Linked DNA regions of Homo sapiens: regions 2, 3, 4, 5 and 6 are each linked to region 1. Evidence: chromatin loops called from intact Hi-C (ENCODE). Cell type or tissue: dorsolateral prefrontal cortex. All regions are shown on one strand. Region 1 holds the start of DCC (DCC netrin 1 receptor). Region 2 has its middle 280 kb from the start of LINC01630. Region 3 overlaps DCC (DCC netrin 1 receptor). Region 4 overlaps DCC (DCC netrin 1 receptor). Region 5 overlaps DCC (DCC netrin 1 receptor). Region 6 overlaps DCC (DCC netrin 1 receptor).

Region 1 (5,000 bases):
GACAAAGCTCCGGGAGAGAAGAGCCAGGGGAGGAGGGGACCGGCCCGGGAGGGACAGACGGAGGGAGGGAGCACCAGCGGCTAAGCGCGGGGATGCGGGTACGCGCTCATCACAGGACAGCGCGCGTGCACACACACACACACACACACGCACACACACACACCCCTCCTGCCTGCTCTCTCTGTCTCTGGCCAAAGGAAGATGAGGAGCTGAGCCCGAGTGCAAGCGCAGATTCCTGCCCGCGTGCGGCCGAGCGAGGCTTTGGGGAGCCTCGGGCTGCCTTGGCGCTTGACTGTCTGAATCCCTCGCGACAGTGAGAGGCGCATTTTCTGCTCGCGTTCGCAACCCTTGGCCATGCAGCACTTAGCAGAGAAGAGAAAGCCGGAGCTGCGGACTCCGGGGAGGCTGGGGGCTTGGCCGCGATTGATGTGCCATTCCCTGTTAATTTCCCAGGCACGAACTGGGGAGCTCCTACTCAACGCCCGGTCTCTGCCTGAGCCTGTTTTTCCTTTGGATTTGGAAAAAGGTCGTTTCCGAAGGGCTCTCTGAATGCTCATCCAGCCGCTCTCCTCTCCTTCTTTGCCAGGACCGCTCACTGTACCCCAGTGCCCATCTACACTTGCGGTGAGGTCCCGCAAAACAAGTGGACCTTATCATGAGTCATTTTGCTCTTTTCTATTCTTTTGGCCGTCGAAGCCGCCAGCTCCGTATTCGGAGATTACAGCAGTCCTGATCAGCCAGCCTCCAGGTCCCTCTTTCTCCTGCACTAGCCAGATCCAATCCCCAAACAGTTTTGCCATTTTTAATTAGAAACTGAGCTAGGCAAGTGCCAGGGTCAGGGCGCCGGTTCTCTGGAATATCAATCACTTGGAGTTTGGAGGTGTCCTGGAGCTATATGGAGACTCAGCTTGCGAACTACATTCACCGTTAAAAAATAAAACAATATTAAACACACCTCCCCTCCTCCTTGGCAACTCTGTGCCTCCTTCAGTACCAGGATCCCCTCCTTGGAAGTACCAAAACATATTAGCTGTCCCTTTCCCTATTCTCAATCACCAAGTCCAAAAATCCAAACCAAAAGGAGATGTATTCACACACCAACGACTCAGCCCCACCATCTACATTCTGCGCAGACTTCCTCAAAGCCCCTGGATGTCCTCCTCGCCTGCTCCTGTTGCCCCAATCCTCCCCACTTGGTAGGTTTCTGGGGCTTTAAGGACCCAGCCCAGTTCCTTTCAACGATATCCCCAGCACCTGCCCCAGCCCGCCGGCTCTCCAAACCAACCCAAGTATTTGCAGAAGCAAAAATGCGTGAAGCATCAGATTTTAAAACAGCGAAGGGGCGCCCCTTGTACCACCCCCCCACCATCATCCGCCCCCAGGGAAGAAAAAAACTCTTCTATCTTTTATCATCGGTGCGCAAATGGGGGCAGCGCAAGCGCCAAATCTCTTGCTATCCCCCACCCCAATTCTACTACTCGCCAAATGAAATGAGAAGGGAAGTGGGGTACGGAAGGGGGTGCGACGAGAAGAAAGGAAAGAGCCACTTACCGGTTACTTGAAGATGCGCGCTGAACAAGGAAGCTCCGAAGAGTACAAAAGCCAGCTTGGGTACCCAAACACATCTAAGACTATTCTCCATATTTCAGCCAACACCTTCGGGGCCAGGGGTCGCGGGCAGCGGCAGCACTCACACACATGCACTCACACACGCATGCACACATGCACACACACGCGCCGAGCCCCTTCGGCTTCCTCCTCCTCCTCGTCCTCTTCCTCCACCTCTTTCTCCACCTCCCCTGCGCCTCTGCTGCCTTCGAAGCCTTTTTCCTTGTCCACTGACAGAATCAGCAGCAAAAGCAGGCAGCAAAAAGTTCCATTCGGTCCAAGAGATCCCGAGCCCCGGTAAAACCTTAGAAAACTAACTCAAGGAAACGGAGGGAGCCAGAGGAGGGAAGACAGCTCTCTGAGGGGCTCGCAAGTCATCAATAAACCACATCCAGGAGGGACCAAGAGGAGATGGAAGGCAATCCTGTGGCCGGGCTGTGCATTAAAAGGTTGAGGCTGGTTCCTTGTCGTCGGTTGGGTAAAGTTGAAGAGACAATTCCGCGCGAGAGCTGGAGATGCTGTTGGTTTTTCTTCCGAGAGCCGAGGGGACCCAGGGAGGAGAGGCGGGGGGGACTGCGGGGTGGAGCGCTCTCACTTGTTACTGGGGTGTCCGCCAGCGGTGTGCGAGCTGGGAGTTGGAACCGTACTACACATTGATCCGGAGAAGTGGAGGGCTGGAAGGGAAAATGTGGAGACCGGAGGGAAACGAACTGGATCAGGCAAAGATTCCACGGGAAGGGGGTGGGGGCAGACAGACTATGGCTTAGGGAAAAAAGAGCGGACCGAGGAGGCTTCCAGGAGCTGCATTTGCCTGGTCTGCGTATCAATGCGCAGGGATGCCCTCTGTGGGCAAAGCGTGGGAAGTCACTTTTGTCAATGGAGCCTGCGAACATCCTGAGCGTCTGGAGGTTTTGCAGCGACCGTGTTTGACACTCAGCCTTCAGGAAATTATTGGTATTTGACTGTAAAACCTAGGCGGGCGTTTAAGGCGGAGGAGGTGGCCAGGATGTTTACTTCCTTCTCTGCCCTTGGCATTATTTAAAATACAATTTTTCATTTGGAAAGAATCACCTGATCCAACTCCCTTCTAGGACGGGAGGGAAATCGAGATCCTGAAACACACAGCGGACAGGACAAAGGCCAGAGTTATTTCCTGACATAATAGCTAAGGGGCCTCCTTTTGTAGGACGTCTCATGTCGTCTGTGTTCTCTCTTCTCTCGCAATTGTTTTCTTTAACATATTTAAAAGCACTTATCATGTTCCAGGTGTTCTGTTGGCTCCCAGGAAATAGTTGGGACATCCAGTGAGACTCAGTCTCTATCCTCAAGGGGTTTGTGATCCGTCAGGAGAGAAGCTAAATGGATAATTATAAAGTATCGTGATAAATATGATGGTTCACGTAATGGAGGGGGTGCTCTGGGAAAACAAGAGAGACATTTCTCCAGTCCCTGGCAGATAAAGTGAAGCAACCATACACACGCGTGTGTGTGCACACACACACAAGCACACACACAGCAGGAAACTTAGGAAGGGTGAACAGTAAAGCCCTTTCAGGAAACTGTTTTAAGCTGAGTTCCTTTGCATAACTTGTCTCTGCTGCGGGAACTCAAGCTCCTTTGAGAAGAGAGAGGTTGTATGCCATCCATTTTTGCACTCCTCACAGATGCTAGCATAGAACTTGGAATTCTGCACATGCCAATACGTTTCTGCAGAATAAGTGAACTTACAAACCAATTAATTTGGCCGGGAAGGATAATGAATAGAAATGTCATTCTGGTAAAATTCTGTCGTTTAAGGAGATGTTCAGCTGTGGATTCAGACCATTCCTTACTAGATTCTTCCCCACCTGTTCTTGTCACCCTCCCATGCTCACCAGGCTGTGAGCAGAGAGAATGTGAACATCTATTTAAGAAGAAAGGCGTGAGGGAAAGCATGAAAAATCCAGGATAAAATCATCATCAGGGAAACTCCTATGATGCTGGAACTGGACAACAGTGTTTTAGATCCCTAGTCATGCCCATTCCTTCCTGTCCTGGAAAAGTTAAAATATGAAGTGCCTGTGTTCACTAAAGCAAAACCTTCTGAAATAGCTTACATGGATGGATTCTTTAGAATTGGATGAAACTCTTTGGTTACCCCCAAATTTCTTGAAACACTCAAAACTTCCATTAGCTGAGGTGAAGCCTCTAGTGGTTCAGGACTGGGTTCTACAGCAAGGGTTCTTAACTCAGTCCATGAATCTTCCCAGGAAGTCTCCACCAACAAAATTCAGGAAGTTTGTGAATATCCTGAAATTTTATGAAAAGTGATTGGCTTGTGTGAACATGCTGTTTAACTGGGAAGGGAATCTTTAGCTTTCAGTAAATGTATAAGGTGAGTTCAAGCCTGCCTCCCTGCCAAAATGATGTAAAGAACCATTGCATAAGATAGTAGGTATGAGGGAAGAGTTGCAACTTCTTCTCAAGACTAATGAAGTCCTGTATTTCCCATATCAGTAATAGGATGTCTTCAACAAGTGGGAGGGAGGGTAGGAAACCAAAAATGGTCCATGTTGCTCAGATCTGGATTTTTCTTCAAATTTATTTTAAGTTCATGGTACATGTGCAGGATATGCAGGTTTGTTACAGAGCTAAATGTGTGCCATGGTGGTTTGCTGCACAGATCATCCCATCGCCTAGGTATGAAGCTCAGCATCCATTAGCTATTCTTCCTAATGCTTTCCCTCCCCTCAGCCCCTCCCTCTGAGAGATCCCAGTGTGTTTTGTTCCCTCGCCATGTGTCCATGTGTTCTCATCATTTTGCTCCCACTTATAAGTGAGAACATTGTGGAAGACATTGTGGTTATTCCTCAAAGACTTAGAGGCAGAAATACCATTTGACCCAGCAATCTTGTTACTGGATATACACCCAAAAGAATGTAAATCATTCTATTATAAAGGTACATGCACACATATGTTCATTGCAGCACTATTCATAATAGCAAAGACATGGAATCATCCTAAATGCTCATCAATAATAGACCGGATAAAGAAAATGTGGTGTATATACACCACGGAATACTATGCAGCCATAAAAAGGAATGAAATCATGTCCTTCACAGGGATACAGATGAAGATGGAAAGCATTATCCTCAGCAAATTAATACAGAAACAGAAAACCAAATACCACTCAGATCTCCTTCAGCCTCACATAGCTGTTCTAGTGATCAAGTTACTCTTCACTATGGCCCTTGACCCCTGTACTGAGTAATCCAAGCCATCAGTCCACTGACTAATGGGCTTCTACAAAAGACCATTGACTTCTCTTCCTCTTAGATACTCATTTGGTTCCACAGCTAGCTTCTGAAAGTTGCTTGTATTCTCTTCCCCAATACTCTTTCCTTCATCTTAGA
Region 2 (5,000 bases), 670 kb after region 1:
CTGCCTCAGCCTCCCGAGTAGCAGGGACTACAGACACCCACCACCTCGCCTGGCTAATTTTTTGTATTTTTTAGTAGACACGGGGTTTCACCGTGTTAGCCAGGATGGTTGCAATCTCCAATCTCCTGACCTCGTGATCCGCCCGCCTCGGCCTCCCAAAGTGCTGGGATTACAGGCGTGAGCCACCGCGCCCAGCTGAACTGAAACTCTTTAACCTGCCATGCAAAGCTGCCTGACATATGGCTCTCACCTAAGCTTGCAGCAGCCTTGCTCACTATGTCTGCTCTCCTACTCTGTGTTCCCCATTCAGTCTCTTCTTGCAGACTTCTTTATTTTGTGCTTGCCATTTCTTAATGCAAAAATCTCTTCCTCTCCTTTTATCTTTATATGAATACATCCTACCACTGAACCCTCAGCTGAAATAATTTTTGTCTTGCTCTATACTTTTCCGTACTTACCGTAGAGTCTTTGTCTTTTCTCTGACATTATCGTGATATTCACATTTATTGTCTTTTCTCCTACCACAAAGTCTCCAGAGAAGACAATCCTGCCTGATACATCTTAGTTTCCCACAAAACATTCAGCACAATGAAAATACTCCATAAATATTTTCATAAATATTTGCATAAACATGTGCTGAATGCATGGACACAGGGCAGGGAACATCACACACTGGGGCCTGTTGGGGGGTGGGGGGCTGGGGGAGGGATAGCATTAGGAGATATACCTAATGTAAATGACGAGTTGATGGGTGCAGCAAACAAACATGGCACATGTATATCTATGTAACAAACCTGCACATTGTGCACACGTACCCTAGAACTTAAAGTATAATAAAAAAAAAAAAATGTGTTGAATGAATGAGGTCACTCTCAGTATTTAATAAGAATAAAAATAAATACTGCCTTAAAGATTAATCATTCTGCTGGGCTTCGGGGACATCATCCTTCTATACTGTAAGGAACTGTCATCTTACTGTGATTTTGTCTTTTCATGAAATAGAATTTTTAAAGGAACCACCTATTACTGAGGGTGCCAATTAATTGAGCTCCAGCTATCCGAGGTTTACCAGGTCTACATAGATGATCTATTACAGAATTCCCTTCCCACTTCCCCGGTCATGCCCTCTCCTGCCCTGCCTGATTCCTAATCCTGTCAAAGCCTGACCTAGGTCTATCCTTCCCTGAACGCTTCCCCAGCTGTAGGGAATTAATATTGAGTTCTGCTTGTGCGAGGCACTGTTGTATTCCAAGACACAGGGATAGGTTTTCCTATGAACTCTCAGAGCAAATTTGTTGACATGATGTACTTAGCAGAAACTACCTTTTGTGTTACTGGATTGACTAAATTTCTTATCGTCTCTAGTAGACTGGATTTTTCCTTGAGGAAAGGGATGATATTGTACATCTGTTATTTTAAACCCTAATAACTGGATCATATCCAGTAGTATTACTATAAGGCTTCCAAGCACCTCAGTCAGCTCAGCCCTACAGGTAGCTTCTTCAGAGACAGCCACCATGTAAAACCCAGCCACAGCATCTCACACACATACCAGTTCTGATATCCTCCTTTAAAGACAAGCCTGCCACCAGCTGTTTTCCTCTGAGCTTTGATCGCTAAGCCTCAGGGTGGGTGAGCATTTTTTGAGGCTGCCAATCCAAGCTTTGTCCACCATGTAATGGACATGAATACTGAACTGGTGTTGCTGTACTGGGTTCTAGTAAACAAAGGGTATCAGCTGGTCACACCATTCTGACCACGATGAGGACCAGGAAAAAATAAAATGGCAGAATTTATCCCTAAAGCAAGTGTGTATATGTGTGTGTGTTTCTGTGTGTGTGATAAAATAATGACCCCCCCACCGCCCCCCCACCCGACAGGTTATAATGCCTATCCTTGTATAGTGTTGCTTGCCAAGGTCCCAGAGGGAAAGAATAAGTTGTAATTGTACAAAATTCAATAGAACCCCAAACATGACAGTACACGAAATCTGCACATGAATTAGAAAGCATAAGTCATGTGCGTTCTCCGGCGGCGGTAGCAGGGCAAATTTTCCCATCAATGAAAGTAAAAATAAAGCTAAGCTATGAGCGCCACCTCGTGGAGAAATCTCTCACTGCACTAACCTCTTCCACTGAGGGGCCAGGTGGAAATGCCAGGGGCGGGGTGCACCCCTGGATGTGATCATCTGCTGTTGCTCATACTCCATCTCACCCACGACATTAGGCCACTTCCTTGGCACACAGGGAATTGGGGGTAGTTGCCTTAGTCCTCGCCCTCTGATGTGAACAGCAGTTGATACAAGACAGTGACACCGGGATAGCTGGTGTGATGCTGTTAGCTGGTACAACAAAAACAAAAGCCCTGATGCACACTCATGAGTATATGTACCATTCACACACTCATACAGAGGACCCCGATGCACATTCATGAGTGTATGTATTACTCACACATTCATACAAAGGACCCCGATGCACATTTATGAGTGTGTGTATCACTCACACATTTATCCATAGGATCCCGACGCACATTCATGAGTGTGTGTATCACTCACAGACTCATACATAGGATCCCAACCCACATTCATGAGCATATGTATCATTCACATTCATCCATAGGACCCTGATGCACATTCATGAGTGTATGTATCACTCACACATTCATACATAGGATCCCAACGCACATTCATGAGCGTATGTATCACTCACACATTCATCCATAGGACCCCGATGCACATTCATGAGTGTATGTATCACTCACACATTCATACATAGGACCCCGATGCACATTCATGAGTGTGTGTATCAGTCACACACTCATACACAGGACTCCGAGGGACCCTTCTCCCTTCCCCGTGTCCTGACAAGTGAGACGCTCTGTACTCTCCTTTTTCGAACTTCATTGCCTTTTCAGGACTTCCCTTTGCCCTTGAAGGACATTGTGACCCATGCAAATTCTGGGATGGGACTGGCTGTAAATCCTACAGCAGATAGTAGCCAGTAGGATCTGTCCTGGTACTGGCAACGTGGCAACGGTCTAAGGATATCCCTGGCAAGTTGTGTCATTCACCGAGTTTACTTTCTATCCTAGGCAGTGACATGGACTTAAATTTGTCACGCGAGTTTGAATTGCTAGTCAAGACTGAAAGAGAGGCTGGAACTGGACTCCTGGGTTCAATCTTCAAAGCGTTTCTGTCTAGCAGCTGCCATTTCAGACAAGCTCCTCGGTGAGGGAATCAATGAGACAGCATTTATCTTCCTGACAGAATGGCCCCCTGTGAGGCTGTTTGCTTTTGTGCTGGCACTGCAGCTGAGGAAGATACGGCTTAGATCCAGGCCCTGCCTCAGTGTCTTCGCAAAGGGACAGATTTTCCTCACCACAGTGACCACACTGAAGCCACTGACAGGGCAGGAGCCTTGGGGTTGCAGGTCCGGCAGCGGGACAGAGGTTCTCAGCAGAGGCCAGACTTGAGAGAGCTGCATGCTGTTCAGGCGGGAGCCTTGTCTTTGTGAGCTGGAGCTGTTGGCTGCCTGCCATTTGTACAGCCAGAAGGAGTGTGTGTCTGTGGGAAATGCATCCGCAGAGTCAGGCAGACCTGGATTACATCTTGGAGCAGATGCTACCAACCCTGTAACCTTTCTTAACTCACTTCACCTCCCTGGGTCTCATAGTTGCCATCTATACAATGGGGATAATACTGCTTCCCTCATGGGATTATTATAAGATCTAATGAATACAACAGTGCCTCGCACAAGCAGGACTCAATATTAATTCCCTACAGTTTTATCTTTGGAAAATAAGAAAACAACTATTTGTGTTTGTGTATGTCTGTGTTTATAATTTTTTGCATACGCTTAATAACAATGAAAATGTATTTCTTTGGACACCACAACTTTTTAAAACTAAAGCGCATTGTTTTATTTTAGATTATTTAAAGAAATTAGCACTTAGATACCATGTTTTCACAATTTTTTCTTTTAGTACTTTAAAGATACTATGTGATCCCTATGAAACATAAGTACAACTGGATATTTTACAAACTAGGAAATCTTTTTGCAACCAATCTTATTTGTTTTTCAGATAATACTCCATCAGTAAATAAGTCTTTGCCATTGGTAATTTTTTATTTCCTGCAAGGCAGAGTTATTTTTTCTTGGTAACAGAAACATTTATTAAACACTTAGATGTGTTAGGCAGTGTTCTGCTTTTTTGTGTTTTCTAAATTTATTTTAGAAACAAAATTTACTGTTCTTGGTATACAGTTTTATGAATGTTGACAAATGCATAGTGTCACAGACCCAGCATCACAATTGATACAGAATATTTCTATCACCTTCCACAAAAAAATTCATTCTTGCTATTCCTTTGTAGTCAACCCTCCCTCACTGTCAGCCTCTGGCAACCACTGGTGCATTCTCCACTGCTCCAGTTTGCCTTTCCCATCGTGTCATATCAGTGGAATCATACTCTATGTATTTTTGGGGTGCCTCTTCTTTCACCTAACGTAATGCATTTGAGATTCACCCATGTGGTTGGATGTATCAGTGATTCACTCCTCTTCATTGAGGGTGATGTCAGAACCAGAGTAAGAACCATGTTTCTCCATTCCCCTGTGCCCTTTTTCTAGCTTGATGCAGAGGCAAAAGCAAACTAACAGAATCCTTAAGAGGCTTATGTACAGGTGGACCATACTGAGGCTCTTCAGGATATCAAAACAAACTAAATGGTCCTTGGCTTCAGGAAAGTGATCATCCCATTGGCTGGTGGGCACACAGCCAGCTGTATCACATCAGGAAGAGAAACCAGGCAGCCTCCTACCAGTGAGGAGATGAGCACAAGTCTCAAAATAGAACACTGGCGTTTGGAGACAAAGGAAAATCACTGGATGTCAAGGGAGTCTTCATGGGGAAAGTGAGTTTACGTGAGCTTGAAAGTAGAGGAAGCTCTGGGCAGGTGGGAAGGACTCCAGGGAGAACAGTATGTGCCAAGACTGGAGAACA
Region 3 (5,000 bases), 86 kb before region 1:
GCTCCAGATCAGCTGCGTGAGATAATACTTTGAGTGTTTCAAAAGATGTGCCAAGGAAGGAAGGAAGGAAGGAAGGAAGGAAGGAAGGAAGGAAGGAAGGAAGGAAGGAAGAAAGGAAGGAAGGAAGGAAGAAAGGAAGAAAAGAAAGTTAGTTTACCTCATTCTCTGATTTCTATGAGGAAGAAGGCACTGAACTTTGAAAAGAGGAAAAGAACTTGGCCTTGGACCCTGCACACCCTGATTGAAACAGAGTGAATTTATCATGATGGGAGTAAGAAAATCACCTTCAGGGGGCCTTATAGGTACTGGCTGACAAGTGCCAACATCTTTCCTTACAAGAGGAATCATCCTAAAAACAGATGATCCTTTAGATTGGGAGTATATTTGTCTTCAATATCTGCAGTCGCACACCCTCTGCTTTGTCATGAGGCTCAGACTCAGACCCTCCACTGTGCAAACCTGACATCTTGTTGGGTATAACTGATCCAAATCTGAATTTCAACTTTCTTTTTTCTCTTTCCTTCCTTCCATATCCTCCTTTTTCCTTCTCTTCCTTCCTTCTTAAAAGATTTTAAAAAAAATTCTCAAAAAGTGATCATAGAGTTAACAGAGAGAAATAACCCTGGATGTAGTGCAGGGGAAAGGGATATATTGATCTTAACGAACATTAGCAGATCTCAGTTCTAATTCTGGATTTGGCACTAGGTAGCTATGTGACTTTGGACAAATCACTTCAGCTCTTTGGACTTCAGTTTTATCTTCATGACAATGAGCAGGTGATATTAGTTCATCTCTAATTTCCCTTCCAGTAGTAAGTACTTAGTGAAAGGGCTAAGAATGTAGACTTGGAGATTGGATCTGGATTACAGTACTTACTTCACCATTAAGTTGTTCTATGATCTTGAACATGTTATATAACTTTTAAACCTCAGTTTTTGTCTCTATAAAAATGCAAATTAAAAACAGCACCTACGTCATAGAACTATTGTCAGGATTTGGGAGATAAAGTATACCAAGAATTAAGAATAGTGCTTGAAACCTTGTAAGTATTCAATGAATCGTTATTATTATTTTTAACCAAAATGGATTTTTTGTTATTATAATCACAGATAGTTACTAATCTTCAAATTCAATTTCTCTGATAACAAAAAATAATGCCACATTCCACATGCCATTTGAAAAAGTAATATAAAATTGCACAATGACCAAGCTGTTTGTAAATCCTCACCTATTTACATGCTGGCAACAAGGTATCCTCTACAAAGACTAACTAAAGCAGATCAAACAGAATTAATTCTCTTCTCAGAACTATCAGTGTATGTTAGGCAATATCAGGCCTATTAAACAGATATTTGCCTTGTAGGTTTTTGTCGGTGGTTGCTGGGGTGATTATTGATTTGTTTGCAAATCTGTCCACTTTCTTTGGGGGTTTATTTCTGGGAAAACATAGACTCTTTTTCAGTGTAGATAAAACTGGTCATCACACAGTTTTCTAGATATAACTCTTGTGCCCACTGGGTCCTTACACCACGACCACGTATGTTTAAGTTTACAAAGGGAAAAGGAAGATTCTCAAAGATGTCAAATGGGGTAGAGCTTTAGCTCAAGCTGTCAAGTTGGAGTAAGCGATGCCAAAAAAAAAAAAAAAAATTCTGGCACTACAGCTGACTTTAGTAAGGAATGATTCATGCACAATCAGCCACCTTCATTATGTTCTCATTGCCGTGGAGATGATAGGGTGGAGGACACAGCTTTTCACCACCATCATAAGGCACAAGTGCTTTGATCAGGCTGGTACAGGCTGCTTGTTGAAAGCTGTTTCAAAACTACAACATTTTAGTCATAAACTCAAATCTAATCCTAGATGATCTCTAAGGTGAGCCTTAGAAATAGAAATTGCTATGTGCTTCTGTGTGAGTTGAAGAACCTCACTGAGATAACAACAGTGAGATCTTGAGCCTAATGTTTAGGGTAACACTTGATATCAGGAATTAGAAAACCACAAAGATGACAGAGAATATTATATTTATTGACTGTAATGTATGTGCATAGGCAATAAACACTCATTAAATTCTTTCAACAACCATGGGAGGTAGGTATTGTCTTCCTATTATGTATGAGAACTTAATACACCACAAGCCAAAGTCACATAATTTCTATGAGTGGAGCTGGAATTTAAACTCAGTTTGCCTCCAAACACTTTGCTTTTTTTCCTGGGATCCCAATGAATGAGGGTGGGAAGAATCCTCCAAGTCCCAAAATGTTTTACTTTTCTTTTCTTATTCAACTTCAGGAAGGCCTACGAAACCCTGCTGACTGTAGTCACAAGCAAGCATTTTTACAGATATTGGCAATGGAGGTTGCCAATTTTCTACTGGCTGTGCAGTATAGTCATAACGTTCCCAGTGTATAAATGCATGTGTAGTGGGACATAGAACGTGCTGATAGCACATGGCATACTTGTAGCCAGCCATCTTTGCATGGTAGCACCAACCTTGAAATCACCTCAGACACCAACTGAAACTCTGCAATTTGAGCAATGGCTCTGGTTTAGGTAGGGAACCAGTCTAACGCAAGGAGACATGGATCATCATGAGACTTAGAGCCCCGTGACACTCAGGGATCTATCTGAGGATGACAGAAGCAGAAAGAGAAGAGGGACACCAGTTTAGCCACACCCAACTATGTGTTTCATTAATACCTCCTTAGGAGAAAATTGACAAGTAACATCAGAACTACATGAGTTTTGCCAGTGTATTATTTTGTAACATAGCTTATAAATGTTATGCCTAAGCTAGTGGAGCCTATTAACTTTCTAATACAGGAAATATCTAAACTTATCAGCACTATCCATCAAATGGTAGGAAAAAAATGGATGATTAGAAATTACTTAATGGGTACAATGTACATTATTCAGGCAATGTATACCCTAAAGCCCTGATTTGACCAGTATGCCATCTATGCATGTAACAAAATTATACTTGTACCCCCATGAAATTAAACAAATAAAAAGAAAATAAAAAAGAAAAGGAAATCAGGAGAGATAATAAAAAATGAATGGAAAAAAATAGAAAGAAATATAACATAAATAAGATACTTTGGCAATAATCTTGGGTTTGATACGTAGAAGGAAGTTACCCACTGACTGGCATCGTCTGAACCCCATGCAGATAATCTGTATCAGGACTTCCAATTTCCCCAACCATCAGTTCTCCCATTGTGAACTGGCAGAGGTAACTCAATAAGGGCTTTGCACAATTTAGAAAAAATGTGGCACTTTCTTAATTAGGATCTAGGCAGATCCTGTTGCCTAGTTGGAGGGCTGGATTAGAAGCCAAAGCCTGATTTAGCTCTACCACTAACATCGCTCTATGTGGCTCAAAACATCTATAATTTAACTCAGGAAATATTGGGAGAAAAACCATGCCCTACTTATTTGATAAAAGCACTAAATATATCTAAAATACCCATGGCTTTTCCTCTCTAGCACTTGTGCTTCCCCTACGAACTTTGTCCCTTAGGGAAGAAGGGATATGGTTGAGAAGGAGTACGTGAGGCAATATGGCTTACTGGTTGTGAGCTTGAACTTTAGAGTTAGAAAGGTGCTGGTTCTGATCCCTGCTCTGGGGAACAGACAAATGCATCATCTGGAAACTGGTACTAATAGCTCCCAGCACGAACGGTGATTGTGGAAATTAAGCAGTACAATACTTAGCATACTACCTGATACACAGTGAGTGCCTAATACATGGTAGGTTTTAATATAATATTCAGTTTTAAAGCAAATTTGTTGAGTGAGATCCAATGCAATGCAAATCCAATTAGAAGACTGATAAAATAAGCAAACCAATTTTCATACACATAGAAGTTCATCAACATCCACAAAGGAGCCCAGAACAAGAATCTACTGAACTTGCACCACCCTCTGAGCCATATCCTGGACTTTTGGTAGAAAGGATGAACAAGAAACCATTCTTGGTCCTAGAGACATTATCGGAACGGAAGCGAAAGGGTCTTGGAAAAAAATATTCCTGCCATTCACACACAGCATTACCAGAGGGTTATTTTATACTCATAACATATTAATCTTCAAAAAGTTATCTTACTTTTAAAGATTAGAAAAGGTCACACTTTAAACATGTTCAGGAAATGTGGTTCTGTCCCAAAATACATTTCAAGATCCCTCCTGTGCATTATATTTCTTTTCCTTCCAAAAGAAGCTCTTACTCATCAATGCCATAAACCACAACAGCTGAGGATAGATTACAGAAGTTTGATTTGAAAACAACCCTCAGCACATATGTGTAAACAGAAACCAATTGTCATTTTTTGACTAGAATTTGCTCTCTCATTCCCTCTCTGCCTACTGACAGAATGGAAACTTTTTTTTTTTTTCTGACAGGAGAAAAGCAGGCTTCATCTCAGCCACTTCATCTTCTGTGTTCATCTGCTGGAGGTTTGAAAGCCTGTGTAGTCAAGAGGCCTTGAGCTGAGTTAGTCACCTCCCGAGGATAGGAAGCAGGTGTTTCAGACATTTCATGGTCCAATGGTCAGACCCAGTCAGAATTCCTTCCCATCTGCCAGAGTCAAGGCTTCAACCCCACCACTCTGACGACTTTGCAGATCCCCCAGTTTGAAGATATCTCTACCTCTGCAGGGCTTCTCTATCATTGTTTTTCTGCACTTGTGTATACAGCCGATAGTGCCCTGCATAGGTTTCTTGGGCATTTCTGCCTTTTTCAATGAGGATTGTTAGCCACCTACAGGCAGAAGAGCAACATTTATCCTTGCTTTTCCCATAGGCTTTAATACAGAGCATGACACATGTAAGTACCATACACTTATGCTTTAATGAAATAGGTGAATGAATCCAGGTGTCCCAGGAAAGGAGGTTAAAGGATTAAGATGAACTTTCAATTTTCTGACTCACTTTGTTCAATAAATTAATGTCACTAAGTGGCTAATCCAATTCTGTCCTACCTAACACAGGTCTGCAAATT
Region 4 (5,000 bases), 98 kb before region 1:
ACTTGTCCCAGTGACATTGCATGTTGTGCCTTCCTTCCTGGGAAAACAGCTATGCCCCGTTTATTTCCTTATACCTTTTCATCATTTATTCATTTTTTTATTTTTAATTTTTGTGGGTACATAGTAGGTGTGTATATTTATGAGGTACATAAGATACTTTGATACAGGCATGCAATGCGTAATACTCGCATTATGGTAAATGGAGTATCCATCCTCTCTGTTTCTTTATTAACTAAACAAATATTTATTCACTAGGTAAATATTTATTGATAGCTCTGTTAGATTCTGCTGATACAAAGATGACAAATGTCTCTCTCTGTTGAAGGATCCTGTCCTAGGTCATGTCCCTAAGAGGTCTGCTATTTAACAGGTTGAATTAATCTGTGTCAAAACTTAAACAAACCTCGTTATCATAAAATGTCAACACCTAAGCCTCTCCCACAACCTCAATCCTTTCATACTTTTTAACAGGGCGCTTCAGTATCTTATCTCTGGAGTTACTAATGAGGGAACTGGGAGCACAGAGGCAAGGTCAGCAATGGTCCAGATGCCTCACCCTAAGGCCATTTCTCACCCTAATATATATACAAACCAGAGTGTGAAGCCATAAGAAATTAGGGAGTCAGGTTCCATGCCAAAAGTGAAACTACAGCTAATGTGTTCCTGCAGTGTGGGTAGTATACTTCTTCACTTAAACTTAAGTTTTCTTATTGATGTGTACTCTCAACCTATACTACTAGATCACTGTAGTAAGAGATTACCTGTATTTTTTTCTGTGATTAGGGAAACCAAACTACACACACACACACACACACACACACACACACACACAAAACATATCTTCCAAAATATTAACAGTGGTATGTTTACCATGCTTTTTTCCTGCTGCACTTTCATAAACCAAACCTGGAGGAAAACGTGTATTAATTTCGAATTTACCTTTTTTTCTCCCACACTTGGTAGAAAAAACAGGAGCTCAGTAAGTATAGAGAAAATTCATTATTCCCTTTGCTAAAAAGAAGAGGCAAAGTGTTTGGCCACTATTCATATGCCTTTGATTGATCTTTTCAAGTCTTCCTAGCTTCAGAAAGGTGGAAATTGCTGGTCCCTTCAATTCTCTGCTGTTCAGTCACGACTATAAGTAATTTACCTAAATGTACCCCCATAGCCCTCTTATTGCATAACACAACTCAAGGAATTTTAGTGGTAGATTGTCTGCTGTGCCTAGTGGTAGAGTATGCAAGATAATAATGAAATAGTGATGCCACTTGAAAATCTTGAGTGCCAAGTACATACATAGCACTGCTTTATTATGGTAGCCTCATTCTATTTAGATGTGAAAAAAGTATTTTAATTTATGTCTCAAGCTATATAAAGAATTGGTTTTTAAAGAGTTTCTTGTTTATATAAGTGCTCAAATATAACTTTTAAAAGATTCTACTTTCACATAATTTTAAAACTTTTGTTTGGAACAATTAGTGATAAAATTTTGCAGAATTTCCCAATGGGAAGATACTCTATGAGCTAAGTAGACTATGTTAATGTGAAAAATTAATAAACTTCTTTCATGGTTCCAGGTGGGTCAATAGAACTGAAACTCTCCATTTTACAGCACTCTTAGTAACCCAACATAACATCTGTTGAAACACCACATAGAGAAATAGTGCTTTAGGATGTTCTTGATTAAAGCCAGGAGACCGACCAGAGTGACAGAATTCCTTGATTTTCAAAATGCTTTTGCACATCTCAAAGTTACAATTGCCCATCTACAACACTGCAGATGTCGAGAACCCAGTTGAGAACCCAGTGGAGTGGTGAAAATTGTGTGTGTATATTGAATGGGAGGATGGGGAGCAAGCTGCCAATCAGTAAGAAACTCTGGCCCCTGGGATCTGTTTTTTGAAACTGGGAATGGTTAGCAGCAATAACAGTGGCATCTAATCAGTGAATCTATCTGTATTGCTGTTCTACCTGAAAGCCTTCATTTTTCCATTGGCTCTTAATACTAATATTTGTGAAAAGGAGTGAATAGGGATAGTCAAGCTTAAAATTTGGCATCTAAATACCCATTCAAAACTCACCAGGTGAAAATCGAAATAGATAACCTCTTAAGCTGAGTGATTTCTGGAGGCACCATAGTATTTACTGCCACTGTAAAGGAAAGAGGAAGAAGATGTTCTAAATTTTAACTCTTCTTGAATATAGGTGGACAGTGGTTCCTGTTCCATATAGCCAAGACCTAGTGGTTAAATTTTGCCTGGGAAGAGACAAGTGGGATAAGCATAAAAAACCATGTAAATCAATCCCCTGTGATATGTCAACAAAAATACAATTTTAAAATAAACCTCATTGATTCATTTCTTCTTTCCTCTTACAACAATAAAACTCTAGTTAGAGGGAGAATTAAAAGACCTGTACAATCCTATCTGCAGAATATGCGCCCCTATCTTTAACCATCCAGAGGCTCTTCTTATTTAAACTGGTCCTTTGAGGACATCTGTCTCTCTTTTGAGGTTGCCCCTCAACCTTTTCACTATTTCTGGCTCCATCTGTTTCAGCCTATTTCCAGCTGCTGTTCAGAGGAAAGGCCATAGTAATTATCTCCTTAACACATAATTTATCTTGCTGTGACCATCTTTGGATTGCCAAGACTGCCAGCCTGTGGAGAGCCCCAGTGTGTCCTCTTTCTGCCACATGACTATAAACTACCCTGAACCCTCCACATCAGGCAGGATGCACTCTCTCTTCATGCCTCTGCTCAGCTGGATGTTTCAGAGCCCTATCTCCCATGGAGATGTCTTCCCCATTTGGCAATTTGCCATCTTAATGAGACTGGAACATTTTTCTTTCTAATATTTAAAATTATATTTTAAAAAGTAATGCCTACTTCATTGTGAATACCTATACAGTAGTGGTCCATAGTTAAAAGAAGAAAAGTAAGATTTAGCCTTTACAGGAGGGATCAATTTCCAGTAACACTAGGCAAACTTCTTCACCATTCAGAGGATCAGTTTCTCCATCTATAAAATGGGAAATTTAATAATTATCTCAGAAGGTTGTTCTGATAATTTTTGTTTTCATTTTTTTGAGGCAGAGTCTTGCTCTGTCACCCAGGCTGGAGTTCAGTGGCATGATCTCGGCTCACTGAAACCCCTACTTCTTGAGTTCAAGTGATTCTTGTGCCTCAGCCTCCTGAGTAGCAGGGACTACTGGTGCGTACCACCATGCCTAGCTGATTTTTGTTTGTTTGTTTGTAGTTTTTAGTAGAGATGGGGTTTTGCCATGTTGGCAGGCTGTTCTCGAACTCCTGGCCCCAGGTGATCCACCCACCTCAGCCTCCTAAAGTGCTGGAATTACAGGTGTGAGCCACCATGCCCAGCCAGTTCTGAGAATTTAATACAGTAAAAGAAAGAGCAGAATATTCCATATTTTAATGTACATAGGAAGCCCCTGGAAATCTTGTTACAATGGAGATGGTAAGTTGGTAGGTCCGAGATAGTGAGGTGGGTCCCAGGATCGCATATGTAACAAGCTTTCCAGGTGATGCTAATGCCACAAAGCATGAGCAGCATGTTGAGTGGCAAGAATGGAGAGCGTCATGTAGAACTGCATAAAGGGCCCTTTTGTTCCCTAGCATCCAGGAGTCATTCATGACAAGGTTTGCCACTAATGTCTGTCTCAAAATGCACATGACCAGAATCATTTATTTCAGTGAAGTCGTAAACATGGGAGCAGGCTTTCCAGAAGCCACTATAAAAAATAGTCACATATATTACTTGGGGGTTTCCCCTAGCTCTTTCCTTCTCTCCTTAGTCCAGATGAACTTTGTGACACTCATGTCCACGTATTTCAAAAACAGTCCTTGTGTTTTCTCTTTTCGGGTCTAGCCCTCTGAGTGGGTAAGAGAGAATCAGTGGTTGAATTAAAACTAAGATCTGAGGGGCAGAGGGATCCGTGTGTGATAGGCATCCCAGAGTTTCCGGAGAACTCCGGGCTGAATGGGTAGAGGAAGAATAGAGACAATGTCCTACTGGGGAGATGGTTGCCATGGGTCATCTGATCGTTTAGAAGGCCTGTTTGGTTCAGCGGGCAGGATTGTGTATATTTGATTGGAGATGGGACTTCCTGAGATCTCCCCCTGGGCAGGTGCTCCGTCACTCACAGATAGAAACTGATGCAGGGAAGAAGCAGAAGAACAGTGATCAACTGAGAGTCTATAATGGAGTTTCCTGCCCCAACACGGGGCAGCGAGACTGATGTGCCTCTTAGTGAACATGCCCACAGAGGCCAGAACAAACCTGGCGGCAGAAATGGCAAATATCAATCTCAAGGGCGGCTGGCAGCCTAACAGGTGGCCCAGGAGGAAAGGCCAGGAAGGTGGATTGCTGTCACTATCACCGTTGAGATAAATGGGAAAGACAGCTCAACCCTTCAAGAGGGTGATGAGAAACCAGTCAGAGCTGGGTGAGCATCTGAGCAGTCCTGAAAGTGACAAAGCTGCAGGGATTAGAGAGCATTAGCGTGTGTGTGGTCCCATCCACCCGAGGCTCTGACGAGGAGGCAGCCACAGCCAGGCAGACGGGAGATATGGAGATCTTACTACATACCCCACCCATGGAAAAGGCCATTATGAAATAGAGAAGGGCTAAGTGGGGTACAAGGGAGGCTGCTGAAGGAAGACAGATCTATTTAGCACACACACACGTGCACACACACACACAGGCAAGAGGGACTGGGAGTTTCTTGGTGCAGAAAAGCAATCAACAAGGGAACAGGGAAAACTGCTGAAGGATAAATATTATAAATGGCAAAGGCCTGACAGGTTATCCAGGCAGGAAGATGAGCAGATTAGAGAGGGGATTGAAAAGGCACCAGCATTTTTACTGGCCTCTTTGGGCCAGAATGTGAGGGCCCACATGCGAAGAAGCTAATGATACCAGAGAGACAAACTCAAGTCTGGAAACAGCCTAGGATTTGAATAGAAAACTATGAGATAACCG
Region 5 (5,000 bases), 330 kb before region 1:
AAATTGTTCTTATTTCCTGAAACTGTCATAGGAAAGGAGTGGGATTCTAAGATAGCTTTGACACCCCTGTTGCTCCTTGAAGACAAAGAAGCCCTAATGTCTCCTGCAAGGTCTGAGCCTGGAACAGGCTTACAACAGGCCAAAGTCAAAATGAAGATTTAGGAAATAAAATAGAACTCGTGTCATGGTTGGAAGGCAAGTTTCAAATCAAAATAGATAAGACATATATCAATAATAATACTTGTTTCATGAATCACCTGCAGTATTTATGCTTAGGATGCTTGGATGACATTGTCACTGGCATATATCATCTACTACCATTTGGGGGTTGGGGCAAACCAACTCCTAATTCCACCAAAGTTACCTTCAGCCCTGGGAAGGCTGCTAGGCTGAAGCGACAAACTGAGCTTTCTCAAATCTTCCTGCACACAAGCCTGCTCAAAGTCCCTCTCCTCATTTGGGCCTATCTTCAGTCTCAACAGATACTGGCTCTATTCCATATCCTCCCTTGTAACTGTAATCCCTCCCTTTGCCCCTCAAATTTTGACTCACAGATTGTACCTTCTGGCATAGTCAACATAACTTTTACAGAATTCAATTTCGTTCTTATTAGATGATCCCTGATACCAACAAACACATATACAGATGTATATACAATTATATGAGATAATTTTAATTATTTTTCATCAAAATACCTGGGAGTATTTCTGAGGAAAAAAAAGTATTTTCTGGGGAAAAAAGTATTTTCTTCAAATTATAAGCAGAGGTAATTCTAAAAATGAACTTCTGTAGAATAGATCCTCTTCAAAGGTAGTAGAAGTGACATGTCATGATTTATGGCTGGTGACATACTAACAAGTTATTTTCTTTAGACAAATTGATTCTGTGCTTTCCAATTTTTGAGAAATTTAGTCACAATAATCTGAATTGAGCCAAAGTACTGTTAATAGTAGATAATATCTGCACAGACAAAAATAAACTAAAATTTTAAATGGTACCATTTATTTGATTGGCAGAAACACGAATCATAAATATTTTTCTCTCTGTAGCATTTATATTTAAATGACTGTTTCTCTGCTTTGCTCCACTCCAAATGGATATAAATATGAAAGCAAATTATTTAAGAGAGGAAATTCTAGTACTGCTATTTGTTTACCAAAACTTAAGATCAATCATTACATTTTCTAGTGTCAGATCCCTTAAGTACATAGTAGGTTTTATATTCACATATTGGAAAAGAAAAATCTATTGTTAGTCTGTATGAATTTCTTACTTTCTTTTTTTTCTTTTTTTGTAACGGAGTCTCACTCTGTCGCCCAAGCTGGAGTGTAGTGGCAACATCTTGGCTCACCGCAACCTCCGCCTCCTGGGTTCAAGCAACTCGCCTGTCTCAGCTCCACCGAGTAGCTGCGATTACAGGTGCACACCACCACACCCGGCTAATTTTGTATTTTTTTCTTTTATTAGAGACAGGGTTTCACCGTGTTGGCCAGGCTGGTCTTGAACTCCTGACCTGGTGATCTGCCTGCCTAGGTCTCTCAAAGTACAGGCATGAGTCACGGCACCCGGCCGAATTTCTTACTTTCCTTATATGGATACTTCACCATGCTTTCAATCATATTAGAGAATTTGATATAAGTGAAGTCTAGAGACATTTTAAAATTGATGGTGAATTAATTTGAGCAAGTGAACCTCTGAGAAACAAGGCAAATGATTGAACTCTAGATTCCTTTGATAATTCAGGCATCCTAAAAAAATTGTCAGTTTCATAGGCAGAGAAAAAAATTGTTCTCCCCAATATAAATAAAAATTACTGTTCACAGCTATTGATGCACATGAGAAATTAGGCATTGACTTCCTTATATGTGGTTGATTAAACTTAAAGTCGGTAGTAAACTATAATTACCAAAACATCAGGTAGGCATAAGCTACTTCCTCCCTATACTCAATAATGTCGCATCACTGAAAATATGTAGCTATTGTTTTTCAATAGATGGTATAAATCAGGCTCCGATTATCTAAACAGTTACAATTCACTAACTTCTGGATGACATCCAAACTCTTCAAGCACATCTGCTCCACACACCAGCAAAATGTAAGGCAACTAGTGCAGCACAATTCAACATAACAATTTAAATATTTTATATAATTAATGATATGTAATTAAACTTAATGTAATTACATTTGAGTTCTCCGAGGTAACTATTTTACAATTAGTGTTTCATCAACAAATAGCATTTCCAAAGCATAGCACAGCTCTTCCTATAGTAGCAAGTCATACCCAGAAGTGTCCCTGTTAGAGTAAATTAATGGTGGAGCAAACCCAAATATTCTAACCCATCAGCCCTCAGCTCTTTGATTGTGTTAGAAACAAGAGATCCTGCCATGCCAAAACCACACATCAAACTCAATGTCCTGGCTTCACCTTCAGCCTACTGAAAATTGGAAAAGGGATAAGAAGGTCTAACTACTAGATGGCTTTTCTCATAATTTTGTAAACACAGTCAATTACCAAGGGACCTATAAAGAGAAGTTCTAATATTCTGCAGTCATGTCCCAAAAGGGCCAATAAAACTGTCTATTGACCTGCCTTGCTTGTTTGAATCAGAAATTTGGTGAGGAGATTGCAGAGGGCAGCATCTGAGAGGCTGTCCTGCATTCAGTGTTGGAGGGAGGGCATTTATACAGCACCCAAATGGGGGCTGCATCTGCATAGACTCATTTCATGACCTTGGTTCAATTAAATTAATGGCCGCATCATATAACAGGAAGATGGTATCAGTAGGATTTTTGCATTAAGATTTTTGGGGCCACTGGGCCGGGCGCGGTGGCTCACACCTGTAATCCCAGCACTTTGGGAGGCCGAGGCGGGCGGATCACGAGGTCAGGAGATCGAGACCATCCTGGCTAACACGGTGAAACCCCGTCTCTACTAAAAAATACAAAAAATCAGCCGGGCATGGTGGCGGGCGCCTGTAGTCCCAGCTACTCGGGAGGCTGAGGCAGGAGAATGGCGTGAACCCAGGAGGCGGAGTTTGCAGTGAGCCGAGATCGCGCCACTGCACTCTAGCCTGGGTGACAGAGCCTCGGTCTCAAAAAAAAAAAAAAAAGAAAAAGAAAAAGAAAAGAAAAAAGATATTTGGGGCCACTGAACTGATTTATGGAGCATTTCTGGACATAATTTAAAATATGCCGTTTCCCAGATTTGCTTGAGTTTTAAAAAAATGTAGCAAAAGTTTCCTTCCTTAGATGAGGGAACATAGGTACAGCTATCTGGACTAGCTCCCTAAACTTAATCTTCTCAGGCCCACAACACCTCTGGAAGGAATCCAGATTTATCTTCCACCCATTCCTTCCTCTCAAAATAATTCAGTTTTCTCTGATTTGTTCATGCCTAAGATTAAGTTCTCTTTCTTTTCTTTAAGAAGTTTTGTTAGCAGCAAAGTATTACATGTCCATAGTAAATGTCAAATTAAACCTCCAGGCCATAATGATAAAGCAACTATCTGCTGACACAGCTCTACTTAGATAAAATTATTGCTTTTAGAAGTGACCACTCTCAACTCATATGAATTCTTCTCTTATTTCTAAATAATGTTCTTATTTTGTGATGTTTCCACTTTAACATTGTTAAATGACTTTCTACTATGGAAAGTGAGAATGTAGTTTTCTGTCTCCAGTCCATAATGATAAAGCAAGTATCTCCTGACACAGCTCTACTTAGATAAAATTATTGCTTTTAGGAGTGACCACTCTCAACTCATATCAATTCTTCTCTTATTTCTAAATAGTGTTCTTATTTTGTGATGTTTCCACTTTAACATTGTTAAATGACTTTCTACTATGGAAAGCGAGAATGTAGTTTTCTGTCTCTATTCAAAACATACTTCTTCTTTTACTTTCTGTCAATATAGATGTAGCATTTATATATAATATATATTCATTACTATGAGTTTTCTGCATTGTAGAGTCACAGCATAGAAGGATGACATATCCTTTCTTATAAAAATTTTTGTTTTAGCTAGGGTGAATATTTTTATGTGCCTAATTATTTATCAATAATTATTACCCCAACTGTCCCTACAGAACTACAACCTTTTGCCCAGTGAAGGTGAACACATCTAGGTCCACTTAGCAGTACAACACTCCTCCTGGAGCCACTACTAGTCCACTCGAAACTCAGCAAACTGCCACTCAGCTGTCATCTGGAAGCATCCCTTCTAGCACCACCTGAGAACTTCCCTTTGCCTCTTTCCTGAAGAGGATCTGCTTTTCTTGGGTTCTGAGTCTTCCTCTTTATTGGTTCTTTCCCATTTTAATAGAAGCTCATTCTTAAGTGGCTTCCTGAGAAACGTTACTTAGGATGCAAAATTATTGAAAACTTAATGTTGGGAAAAAGACCTTACATTTGTTTGAAACTTGGCTGCACACAGAATTCTAACTTTGAAAATTGTTTCTCCTAAGACATGAAATACATTCTTTAACTGTCTTTGTTTTATCAGTGTTGCTATTAAGAAGTGTGAGTCTACTCTGATTCTTTTATTTTTTGTATGGGAATGGTATGGTCTGAATGTTTGTTTTCCCCTAACATTCATATTTTGAAATCCTAGTCCCCAGGGTGTTTAGGGAGCGATTGGGTCATCATTGTGGAGCCCTCATGAATGGGACCAGTGCTCTTATAAAATAAACCCAGTGAGTTGCATTGTCACTTCCACCACATGAGGACACAAGAAGGTGCTGTCTATGAACCAGAAAGCAGGCACCTTAATCTTGAACTTCCCAGCCTCTAGAAACAAATTTTGGTGTAAGCCACTCAGTTTATGCTATTTTGTTATAGCAGCCAAAATGGACTAAGACAGCAAATGTGAATGTGTTAATTTTCTTTCTTTCTTTTCTTTCTCCTTACTTCCCTCCCTCCCTCCTTCCTTCCATCCCTTGTTTTCTTCTTTTCGCTTCTTTCTCTTTCTTTCTTTCTCTCTCTCTTTCCCTCCCTTTCTTTC
Region 6 (5,000 bases), 330 kb before region 1:
TAGTCCAGAACCCACTACTTCTAAGCACCTAGTGGAGGCACTACCAACTATGAATATTAAAAATGAGTAACCCTAAGGTAGAAGAGTTTACCCCATCATGGTCTATTTACTTTCAAGAGGACAATATTCTCTCTTCTGTGACTTGAGTCTTCAGTGAAAGAACATTAGCGATGTGATCTAAACCTGGCAATGGCTTTTATCTATCCTTTCTTCTTTACACCATCAAGGTCCATGTTTCAAAAAAGGCCTTATTTACTCCCCTCTTTGAGGGTGAGCTATACCTAGTGGCTCATTTCCAAGAAAAAAGGAGGGAAAAAATTTATAGTGAAGAAACTTGGCAAACACTGTCTTATCCGAGTAAACTAGTGACAAACCATGCGACTATCATGTATTTCCTGTTATGAGGTTACAAGAAAGACACTTTTCTATGGTATTCTTTCTCAAAAAACACAACCTCAGTCTAAACATGAGACAAACATCAGACAATCTTAAATTATGGGACATTCTCCAAAGTCCCTGACCAGTATTCCTCAAAAGGTCAGGAAAACAAGAAAAGAGGGAGAAAGTATTACTAACCAAATGAGACTAAGGAAACATGACAACTAAATGAAATGTGACATTCTAGATTCAATTTGAAGCAGAAAGTGGACATAAATGAAAAGACTGGTGAAATCTAAATATAAAGTCTGGAGTTTAATTTAAAAATGGGAGGGACTTTTATCATATAACGAGTGTCTCTACCTTCTTCTAACCCACTGAATTTCTTTCCTAAACAGCAAGAGTTTATTATGTCTCTAGATACAAAATACACTAAATTAAGTCAAATTATTATTATATTTTTTAAGAGACAGGGTCTCGCTCTGTAGCCCAGGCTAGAGTGCAGTGGAGCAATCATGGCTCACTGCAGCCTCAAACTCCTGGGCTCAAGCAATCTTCCCACTTTAACCTCCCAAGTAGCTGGGACTAAGGTGACCATCACCATATTCAGCTAATTTAATTTTTTTTAGAGATGGGATCTTGCTATGTTGCCCAGGCTGGTCTTAAACTCTTTGCCAAAGTGATCCTCTTGCCTTTGCCTCCCAAAGTGTTGGGATTATAGGCACAAGCCTTGGTACCCAGCCAAGTAGAATTCTATTCAATGTGAGGTCTTCATCAAAGGTGGACAAAAAAGGTAAAGAGGGAAAGGAAAGAAGGAAGCTCCTTTCTTTGCAAGGGAAGAAGGAAGGAGGGAAGGGGGGAAGGGGGCAAGGGGGAAGGGGAAAAAGAGGAAAGAGGGAAGGAGGGAAGGAAGGGAGGAAGGGAGGACGAATTAGGAAGAAGAAAGGGAGGGAGGGATATTTGGAAGGAAGAGAGGGTTAGAAGGAAGAAAGAAAGGAAGGGAGAAGGAATGAGGAAGTAAGGAAAGAAACGGGAGAAAATGAACTGTTTTGTGCTTATATCATCTTGTTCAATCTCTCTCTCTCTCTCTCTACCCATTTCCATAAAAATTGGATACACTTAGAAAATCTCTTACTGTAGAACTAGTGGAAAGATTCAGATAGTTGGATTTTAGGTAATTTAGGTTTATCTATTGACATCTTATAGTGAATAGCTTGTAAACTAATTATGAAGCGTATACACACATATTGCTTTTAATAGAACTATTTAAAACAAATATTCGTTTAAAAATTTTATTGTTAAATATGCTTAGGTCAATTCTAACAAATCACAGACCTTTTAATACCCACGTTGTATACTAACATTTGTTATTCTGAGGCATAAACAAAACTGAAGTATTGTTGTTTTGTTTTTGTTTTTTGTTTTTGTACATAGAGGTTAATATTAGGCGGTGGACACTAATATTGGTTTACCTAAACTGATTGGTTATGCCAAAGTGGTCTGGGATGGAGATAGGGAGAATCTAACAATTTGCAAGGGTCGACACGATAAAAGCTTACACTTCAACAGAAGTGTATCTGGCTTTTTAATTATTCATGAAAATAAAAATATAAGTCCTCTGCTTTATGGGGTATTTACTTCCTTTTCAAGAGTTTCGTTCTGCAAATGTGATGGGAAAAAGTTCAGCATATGAGGCCGGGTGTGGTGACTCATGCCTGTAATCCTGGAAATTTGGGTGACTGAGATAGGCAGATCACTTGAGGTCAGGAGTTCGAGACCAGCCTGGCCAACAGAGACCCTCTCTCTACTAAAAATACAAAAATTAGCCAGGCGTAGTGACACACACCTGTGTTCCCAGCTACTCGGGAGGCTGAGGCACGAGAATGGTTTGAACCTGGGAGGCGGAGGCTGCAGTCAGCCAAGATCACACCACTGTGCTCCAGCCGGGGTGGGTGACAGAATGAGACTGTATCTCAAAAAAAAAAAAAAAAAAAAAGGTTGGCATATGATACTGAGCAATGCTATTGTGACGGGGAAAAAAGAAAAGATTCTGATAGAAAACTACATCATCTGAGCCTTTTGATTTTTTTAAAGGCATATTGGAAAGAGATCAAAAAGTGTCACTTGGCAGATAACATTAAAAAGAGCCAGCAAGGTGAGGGAGCAGAGGCAGACAACCAGGAGAAGTGTGCTAATGCCAAATGTGTCACTTTTAGAATCAGTCACACACTCAGTCATGTGACAAGGGTTATTCTCTCTCAATTGGTGACCGTGAGTTCCTTGAAGCCTCCAGTGGTGGGACTGGTTGAGTAACTTGCAAAATCCATTGTCTTGGATTATGAAGAACTCATGTTTGAGGTCCAAGCACCTATTTTGTTGAAACCCCAACTTTGAATTTAAGGATGATTATGTTAAGCCTCCCCAGCAGGGGTCACTAAGTTAATGATAAATATAAGCTCGGTTATGACTTGTAACAGCTGCTTCCAATGACAACATGAGGGGAAAAAACTCCGATGTCAAAGACCCTGCTGGGGAAGCTTTGGAAGAAAACACAAAATTATTTCTCAATGATAAGGACAGTATTTTACATAGAGAGTCAAAATAGAATAGTTGCCCTTTAGCATAATGTTTACAGAGAGAAAAATAGTCTACAGCCTGTTAGCTTTTAGGATTTTTTTTTTTCTTTTTGAGATGGAGTTTTGCTCCTTTTGCCCAGGCTGGAGTGCAGTGGCGCAATCTCGGCTCACTGCAACCTCCGCTTCCAGGGTTCAAATGATTCTCCTGCCTCAGTCTCCCAAATAGATGGAATTACAGGCACCCTTCACCATGCCTGGCTAATTTTTATATTTTTAGTAGAGATGGGGTTTCGCCATGTTGGCTAGGCTGGTCTTGAACTCCTGACCTCAGGTGATCCACCTGCCTTGGCCTCCCAAAGTGCTGGGATTACAGGCGTGAGCCACCACGCCTGGCCAGCTTTCAGAATTATGTACAGATAAACTTGTCCTATTTGCATATTATGAATCTATATAGGAAAGAGACCTAACAATGGACATTTAATAATTTTCTCAACCATGATTTCACCCAAACTTTATAGTTAAAGAATTTGAACACAATAGAAGTGATAGCATTTTACTTAGACATATCCTGATTTCATTTAGGACTGAGTCACTTAAGTCCATCTTCATTTCCAGGGGTAACACTGGTCACATCCTGGTCTTCCATCCACATCCTTCCTGTATTCTCTAGCTCTGGAATAGTTTGACTTTGAAGAGGTAAAATTGATACTAGAAAGTAAGAATGAAAGGCTGAGTGCAATCTTTTATATGAAAATACACCTTACTGAAAGTCAGCCCCGAACAAGTTTCTAAAATTTAAAAGACAACAGTGGGTAACAGAGGTTGCGTCATCTTGGTCATTTTGTCCAAGAATGCTGACTCTTTGATGTTTGAAGAACACATCAAGTGCAATTCCCTCAGAGCCTTAGTGTTGGCTCTTTCCTCTGAGGAAACCCTCTTCCCATAGGCATTTGGGTAGGCAGTCCTACATCTCATTTAGTTGCCTCTCTAATTGTTATTTCCTCACAGAGACAGTCTGTGACCACCAGACCTAAAAAACACACTTGTTACTTTCTCTTTCCCTACCACACTTTGTGTTTTTTGTTTTGTTTTGTTTTGTTTTGTTTTTTCAAACGCTTCTCCTTACCTACAATATCTGAATGTCATTGCTATTTCTTATCTGTTGTCCTGGACTAGAACAGTAACCCCCATGGAGGTGGGGTTTTATGATGTTTTCTGCTGAATGTACAGCATCAAGAAGCATGCCTGATACAGTAGGAACTCAATAACTATTTCTAGATACTTTGAATAAATGAATAAACAAACCAATATATGCACCGTGTATTTGCCAATGTGGAGGGCAGCAAAAGACAGATGAGACATGGACCATTGAAACCGCCTTTGCAAAATTATGACTTATACAGTGAAAGAGATCTAATCTAACCAATTCCATCTTGGTTCTAACCTTTAAGCTGTCCTTGTTCCTTCTTGGGCATAGGCTGAACTAACTTTGCAAGGAACTTATAGTTTAAAACAAAGATGATAACAGTCCTTTCCCAAAACAAATCTCCTTCTTGCCTGAGGACTAGACTGCCTTTGTAGGAATAACAAATTAGCCACAAGATTAGAAATTATGGTTTAGGAGTCCTGCAGCTGGAGGCTACAAGATTCTGACCCTCCCTAAACTGCTCCCAAAATCAGTGCTTGAGATATTTTGCAGACTCTGCACTTGATGGATCTGCTGGCACCACTAAGATGGATAAACTGGCTCATCTAATCTTGCGGCCCCCACCCAGGAACAGACTCAGCACAAGAGGACAGCTTCAACTTCTCATGATTTCATTTCCTACCTAACCAATCAACACTCCTGGCTCACTGGTTTTCCCCTGCCCACCAAGTCATCCTTAAAAACTCTGATCCTCCAAATTCTCCGGGAGACTGATTTGAGTAATAACAAAACTCCAGGTCTCCAGTGCGGCCAGCTCTGCGTGAATTACTCTTTCTCTATTACAATTCCCCTGTCTTGATAAATCAGCTCTGCTAGGCAGCGGACAGGGTGAACCCACT

Evidence for each region. Peaks named below come from ENCODE experiments on the same cell type or tissue, not always from the same donor. Only the 100,000 strongest peaks of a DNase experiment are listed, where the experiment ranks them.
Region 2: a loop joins it to region 1, with 2.9 times the contacts of the local background. A loop is called at or near these places in 5 of 110 quality-filtered maps.
Region 3: it touches region 1 in a loop (2.4-fold over the local background); 4 of 110 quality-filtered maps call a loop at or near these places.
Region 4: a loop joins it to region 1, with 3 times the contacts of the local background. A loop is called at or near these places in 3 of 110 quality-filtered maps.
Region 5: a loop joins it to region 1, with 4 times the contacts of the local background. A loop is called at or near these places in 13 of 110 quality-filtered maps.
Region 6: it touches region 1 in a loop (6-fold over the local background); 13 of 110 quality-filtered maps call a loop at or near these places.

The regions. Positions count from the first base shown.
Region 1 is chr18:52,337,430-52,342,429 of GRCh38, reverse strand. DCC (DCC netrin 1 receptor) reads right to left here and starts at 2,233. Exons shown (of 29, transcript NM_005215.4): 1 at 1,552-2,233. The coding sequence starts at 1,642. In dorsolateral prefrontal cortex, CTCF peaks have their summits at 253 and 2,438; DNase peaks (open chromatin) are centred at 229, 634, 1,724 and 2,449; H3K4me3 peaks cover 2,908 bases; H3K27ac peaks cover 1,815 bases; H3K27me3 peaks cover 3,153 bases.
Region 2 is chr18:51,665,406-51,670,405 of GRCh38, reverse strand. No RefSeq gene overlaps it. Among named protein-coding and RNA genes, the nearest start is that of LINC01630, 280 kb to the right of the region's middle. In dorsolateral prefrontal cortex, CTCF peaks have their summits at 2,098 (motif pointing left) and 3,336; DNase peaks (open chromatin) are centred at 2,105 and 3,525; H3K4me3 peaks cover 1,312 bases; H3K27ac peaks cover 482 bases.
Region 3 is chr18:52,422,947-52,427,946 of GRCh38, reverse strand. All of the region lies in intron 1 of DCC (DCC netrin 1 receptor), which reads right to left. Among named protein-coding and RNA genes, the nearest start is that of DCC, 85 kb to the right of the region's middle. In dorsolateral prefrontal cortex, no CTCF peak of the experiment used is centred here; no DNase peak of the experiment used is centred here.
Region 4 is chr18:52,435,007-52,440,006 of GRCh38, reverse strand. All of the region lies in intron 1 of DCC (DCC netrin 1 receptor), which reads right to left. Among named protein-coding and RNA genes, the nearest start is that of DCC, 97 kb to the right of the region's middle. In dorsolateral prefrontal cortex, no CTCF peak of the experiment used is centred here; no DNase peak of the experiment used is centred here.
Region 5 is chr18:52,662,587-52,667,586 of GRCh38, reverse strand. The region is part of intron 1 of DCC (DCC netrin 1 receptor); the gene reads right to left. Among named protein-coding and RNA genes, the nearest start is that of DCC, 320 kb to the right of the region's middle. In dorsolateral prefrontal cortex, no CTCF peak of the experiment used is centred here; no DNase peak of the experiment used is centred here.
Region 6 is chr18:52,668,907-52,673,906 of GRCh38, reverse strand. The region is part of intron 1 of DCC (DCC netrin 1 receptor); the gene reads right to left. Among named protein-coding and RNA genes, the nearest start is that of DCC, 330 kb to the right of the region's middle. In dorsolateral prefrontal cortex, CTCF peaks have their summits at 2,611 and 2,813 (motif pointing right); no DNase peak of the experiment used is centred here.